2 separate regions of the Homo sapiens genome follow, and region 2 is linked to region 1. A link is a contact called in ENCODE Hi-C or POLR2A ChIA-PET data. All regions are on one chromosome and are shown on one strand. The core of a region is the stretch at or near the end of the contact, and the rest is flanking DNA. Distances in the headings are between cores, read along the strand shown. Region 1 holds the start of RPS27 (ribosomal protein S27). Region 2 holds the start of ZBTB7B (zinc finger and BTB domain containing 7B).

Region 1 (2,741 bases), core at 242-2,741:
ACGGAGTCTCGCTCTGTCGCCCAGGCTGCAGTGCAGCGGCGCGATCTCCGCTCACTGCAAGCTCCGCCTCCCGGGTTCACGCCATTCTCCTGTCTCAGCCTCCCGAGTAGCTGGGACTACAGGCGCCCGCCACCGCGCCCGGCTAATTTTTTGTATTTTTAGTAGAGGCGGGGTTTCACCGTGCTAGCCAGGATGGTCTCGATCTCCTAACCTCGTGATCCACCCGCCTCGGCCTCCCAAAGTGCTGGGATTACAGGCGTGAGCCACGGCGCCCGGGCAAGAAAAAATTATTCAAGGGAGTCTCTCTCGAGCCTATTCTGGCTGCCTATAAAAAATTAAAGGCCGGACGCGGTGTCTCACGCCTGTATTCTCAGCACTTTGGGAGACCGAGGCAGGTGGATCACGTGAGGTCGGGAGTTCAATACCAGCTTGGCCAACATGGTGAAACCCCGTCTCTACTAAAAATACAAAATTAGCCGGGCATGGTGCCGCATGCCTGTAATCCCAGCTACTCGGGAGGCTGAGGCAGGAGAATCGCTTGAACGCGGGAGGCGGAGGTTGTGGTGAGCCGAGATGGCGCCATCACACTACAGCCTGGGCAACAAGAGCAAAACTGTGTCTAAAAAAAAAATAAAAATAAAAATAAAAAAAAAGAAGGCATCTTTCACTTATCCCCATCACCTTCCGTGTCCATGCTTGTCCCTTCTCAAGCTAAACTATTCAATCTCTTTTTGTCCATTCTCTCACCTCTCATTATCTCCTTGAGTCTTCCCTATTTCTTTTCACTGACCAAACCATGTCTCCCCTGTTTATTTATTTATTTAAGACAGAGTCTTGTTCTGTCACCCAGGCTGGAGTGGATCTCGGCTCACTGTACTTCCGCCTCCCAGGTTCATGCGATTCTCCTGCCTCAGCCTCCAGAGTAGCTGGGATTACAGGCACACGCCACCACGCCTGGCTAATTTTCGTATTTTTAGTAGAGACGGGGTTTCACTATGTTGGCCAGGCTGGTCTTGAACTGCTGACCTCAGGTGATCCACCCGCCTTGGCCTCCCTAAGTGCTGGGATTACAGGCATGAGCCACTGCGCCCGGCCTAAACTGTTAAATTAAACCAATAGAAAAAGAGTTAAGAATATAGGTATTTAAAAAATAGGACGGAAGTCCTGGATATGGCTCCTTCTCCCTGGTGTTTTCCTCAACCTTTCCTATTTATTAGGCTCCAACTGTCAAGGTATGGCACAAAATTTTAAAAGTGTCCATTTATCCCTGGATAGTGATCAAACGCTGACCTCAAATTAGCAAGGTAACCCTCTCAACATGGTGACGCATATGTGTCACAACTAACAGTTAAAGACCTTCCGAAAATGGCAGCTCCCTTGTCTCCCCACTGCGGCGGATCAAAGTAAGACGTTCCAAACATGGTGGCACAAGATCCTTGCGTCATTTCCTGTAGTGTGCTCTATATAAGGGGCAGGATTTCCGCTTTCGCTCCTTTCCGGCGGTGACGACCTACGCACACGAGAACATGCCTGTGAGTGCTTTGGTCCAGGTTTCGGCGGAGATCTCGCTGTTCTGTCCGAACTCTCCCCTCACGCTGATTTCGGATCGTAGAGGGTCCTCATTTACCCTCTGCACTTCTTAGGACATTAACTCCAGGGACCGCAGCGGCCCACGGGCCACCCGCATAGACGGGAGCGGAGAGGAGATAAGATGGCGGCCCAGCTGCGCAGACACCAGGGGCGGCGAGGGGCGAGCTCTCCCCGGTGTGTGACAGTGGGGGCTATTTTCGACCATCCCATTTTCGCTGTTGGTTTCTAAATCTCTGCATTTCTGTCCCTCTTAGCTCGCAAAGGATCTCCTTCATCCCTCTCCAGAAGAGGAGAAGAGGAAACACAAGAAGAAACGCCTGGTGCAGAGCCCCAATTCCTACTTCATGGATGTGAAATGCCCAGGTGAGGAGACGGCTTGCTGTAGTGGGGAAAGCACTGGACCTCAACAGTTGGAAAATGTTGTAGTGTTAGCTGTCTCGTATCCTTGAAGCTGTGCAGCAGCTTCAGTTTCTTCGCCTGTGGAAAATATTTTCCCTGATACTCTTAAAATTTGAATGTATGAGACTGGCAAAGTTTTGCATCTTAGGAGGAGTGATTCATTTCACCGTGATCTCTCATCACATTTCACATACAACCCCTACGTTTTTTTGTGTTGGGAAACAATGTAATGGATGATGAGTTGGGCATAAGTGCAGGAAAGACGGGTGTAATAGAGGAAAAAAATGTTATCTGCTTTTCTTTCAGGATGCTATAAAATCACCACGGTCTTTAGCCATGCACAAACGGTAGTTTTGTGTGTTGGCTGCTCCACTGTCCTCTGCCAGCCTACAGGAGGAAAAGCAAGGCTTACAGAAGGTAAATGGTTTACTAATGTGATTTGGGGCTTTGAGTTTGATTTTTAGAAATGGAAACATTTCTTAGGATTTTTCGGTCTTAACAGTGACAGGGATCATCTATAATGTAAATTTTTAGACAAGAAGTGTTGGATTTGGTTGTTTTAACTAGATACTACCAAAAGCTATGTATTAATCTCAAAGCACTACTGTCTAAAGCGGGGATAAATGGGTGATAAAAGGGCTTAAGTTGATAGGAAGTAACCAGTGATACAAATGCGCAGGTAGCTAAGAGTTGAGAAAAAAGATGTAGCTTTCTGTGGGTGGATCATCATGCATCTGCTTTTTTGGGAGAGG
Region 2 (2,741 bases), core at 163-2,662, 1.0 Mb after region 1:
TTTGATTCCATTTGACACTAGTGGGAGGGGCCCTTTGGGGTACGCAGCTCCGCAGGCTCAGTCAGAAACATCCTTCACCCGCTACCTTTCTCAGTTGGGGGACTCCTAAGTATTTATCCCGGTCCTCCCCAAAACCTACACATACCACACATCCCAAAACATCCAGGCACCCCTCGCCACCTGGGTCTCTCAGCGAATTCATGTCAAGCTATCCCTCCTCGGTGGAGACTCAGTTTCTCCACTTAGGGAACCCGCGGGATGGAGGTGGGGAGCAAAAGCGTCGGCGCGCCCCCTCCCCCTTCGCAGACTGGGCCCCTCCCCTCCGACAATGCCAAGGCCGCAGCGGGCACTGGCGACAGCACAGAGGCTGCTTGCCTGGGGCGCCCTTCCCTCCCCGCGGGGCACCGTCACGCGTGGGGAGGGACGCAGGGCGCCCGCAGGCTCAACTCCCCGGCTCCCTCCGAGAGGGGGTGGGGCGTAGGGGCCGGAGCCGAAGGCCTGGTGGCTCCCCCTCCCCCTCCCTTCTAGGTCCCTGACCTGATTACAGCCCCTCACGGGACCCCCTCCCTCAAGACCCTAAGTCCCCAATTCACCCCCACCCAGCCTATCCCTAACCTCTCATACCCTTCCCTCCTGAGGTCCTGACCCTACAGAAGCCCCTCTTGAAGGAGAGGGAGCCCCTGTAGGGGGTGCTCGATTCCCTGGCCGCTGCGGACACTGCCCCCTCCCCCCTCCTCTCCAGGTTCCAGGCCAGCCCCTCGGCTCCGCCCCCTCCCTGGACGAACGCAAGGCGAGACCTACTGGAGATGAGCGGGTATTCAGGCCAATGAGCGGACAGGGCGGTGGCGTGCAGGGGGCGGGCAGAGCAGCAGCAAAGGGCTGGATGGGGGCCGGGGGCGGAGTTTGAGTTAAGGTGGACTGGGAGAGATAGGGGCAGGAGAAAGGGGGGGGAGAGAGGGACCGCGGCAGGTGAAGGGAGACAGAGAGAAGGAAAGAAGGAGGGAAAGGAGGAGGGTGGGAAAGGCTAGGAGAGCTAAGTAAGAGTTTGGAGAAGGGGGCAAAAAAGGAGGGAGGGACCCATCTGCGCTCTGCAGGGACTGGCTGGACGAAGGGGTTGAAGTTTATGTCCTTATTGGGCGGAGGGAGGGGGCCTGGGGGGGCGGGTGAAAAACCAGGAAGTGACAGAGGGTGTTTCTAAGTGTTGGGGGGGGGGAGTTTGGGGGGTGGCAGGGGCGGGGGGAGGGAGGGGAGGGATGGGGGGAAAGCAAGCTGGAGGACAGGTGAGACAGCAGGACAGGTGAGGCGGGCCCTGAGGGGGGGGCGGGTGGGAGCCAGGTGAATGTACGGCTCTTGGCGGCCGAGGGGGGGCGGGCGGCAGGAGGAGGCAGAGGGCGGCGGAGGAGGAGCCCCCCAGCAGCGAGCGGCGAGCAACTGACCGCGGCCTTCTGACCAGGACCGGAGCAGGGCCCCAAGCCCCCGGGCCTGGTGGGGGACGCGCTTCTTCCCACACTGTGAGCCTCAGCAGCTCCAGCCAGCGGACCCGACGGCTGAGAGGTGAGTGTACCCCACTTTTGTCTCCTGGCTCGGGGTTCACTAGGCTCGAGACTACTGCAGTGTCCTTCGTCCGTCCTGTAAGTGGGACCCCCAGATACACACGCATGCAGATCACATTCCCACCACTCCCCTTCCCTGTGCTTTCCCAACACCCCGGGTCTCTGGAATTGGTTTTAACTGAGATGAAAGACAGAGAAGGAACTGCGGATGCCCCCCAACCCTAGGCGGAGGGTCCCCAGAAAGTTTATCTGCACTTCTCCTGGGATCAGACAGACAGACGGCTTCGGGATGGAGAGGGGGTGAGGCGACGCTGAGCGTTCCCCCAGTCTCCTTCGTGACTTTAGGGGGAGACCCCAGACCGGACTGAGTTGAGGGAATGGAAACGCTGACGGACTCTAACTAGGACAACGCGCACCCCCCCCCCACCCCGCGCCCCCTGGCGCGGTGGATTGGCCCCAGGCCAGTTGCATGGGGGTTGGGGGGGCGCAGGAGGAGCCGCGGCTTGGGGGAAAGTTACCGGCTGGACTATTCGGTTTCTTGCGCTTCCAGAGCCGCGCTCTCTCCAGCGGTAGTGGGGCTCAGCAACAACCTCTGAACCGACATAGAACGACCGCTCTCTTCCCTGCCCCTCAATCCCACTCCCTTCCTTCAGGCTCCAGTCCCGCCGCTACCTTTTCCACGCCAGCTCATGACCACAGAACCCAAGAGCGAGGGCGGGTGACTAGGAAGAATTCTCCTACCTACTACCCGTCCCCCCACCGGCGCCGGCGCACCTGCCCCAGCCCAGAGTGGGGGTCGCTACTGTGTTGTTGTAGAACCTACAGAGTGCGCCTGGCAGAAGGCTGCCATTCAAAGGGGTGGGGGGCGCTGCTTTCAATTTCCAGCTTTCTCTCCCTCCTCCCACCCCATCCCAAGTAAGAGAGCGACGTGTCCCGGCCAGAGCGAGGTGGGGGCGGGAGTGGGGGGGCGGCGTGGGCAGCGGGTTGTGCCCGGACACGTGCCTGCCCAGGCGCCCCGGCCCTGCTGGTGTTTAGAGAGAGGGCGGGTCCCCTGCCCCCCGCCCCGCACAACCCCCACGTATCAAAGGGCGGCTGAGACATGGTGAGACCTCGGGGCGCCCTGGGGGGCAGGGGGGCGGGGAGCCTGGGTCCGGAGCAGGGGAGGGGCAGAGGCGCCGGTGCTAGCTG

Evidence for each region. A loop is a pair of places that touch in the nucleus more often than their neighbours do. ChIA-PET counts read pairs that join two places held with the same protein, here RNA polymerase II (POLR2A). Pooled maps may share reads with other maps.
Region 2: a loop to region 1 is called in a pooled map, with 8 times the contacts of the local background. The contact joins the promoter of ZBTB7B here to the promoter of RPS27 in region 1. A Hi-C loop is called at or near these places in 1 of 37 single-sample maps with no recorded cell type and 4 of 50 pooled maps. POLR2A ChIA-PET finds 5 or more read pairs at or near these places in 1 of 52 experiments (BJ).

What each region holds. Positions count from the first base shown.
Region 1 is chr1:153,989,271-153,992,011 of GRCh38, forward strand. RPS27 (ribosomal protein S27) reads left to right here and starts at 1,492. Exons shown (of 4, transcript NM_001030.6): 1 at 1,492-1,532; 2 at 1,845-1,953; 3 at 2,296-2,406. The coding sequence starts at 1,527. It also overlaps a transcript of RAB13 not described here. RefSeq lists enhancers at 1,217-2,416, 1,373-1,732, 1,430-2,410.
Region 2 is chr1:155,001,390-155,004,130 of GRCh38, forward strand. ZBTB7B (zinc finger and BTB domain containing 7B) reads left to right here and starts at 1,413. Exons shown (of 3, transcript NM_001256455.2): 1 at 1,413-1,554. RefSeq lists silencers at 312-551, 662-851, 2,562-2,681.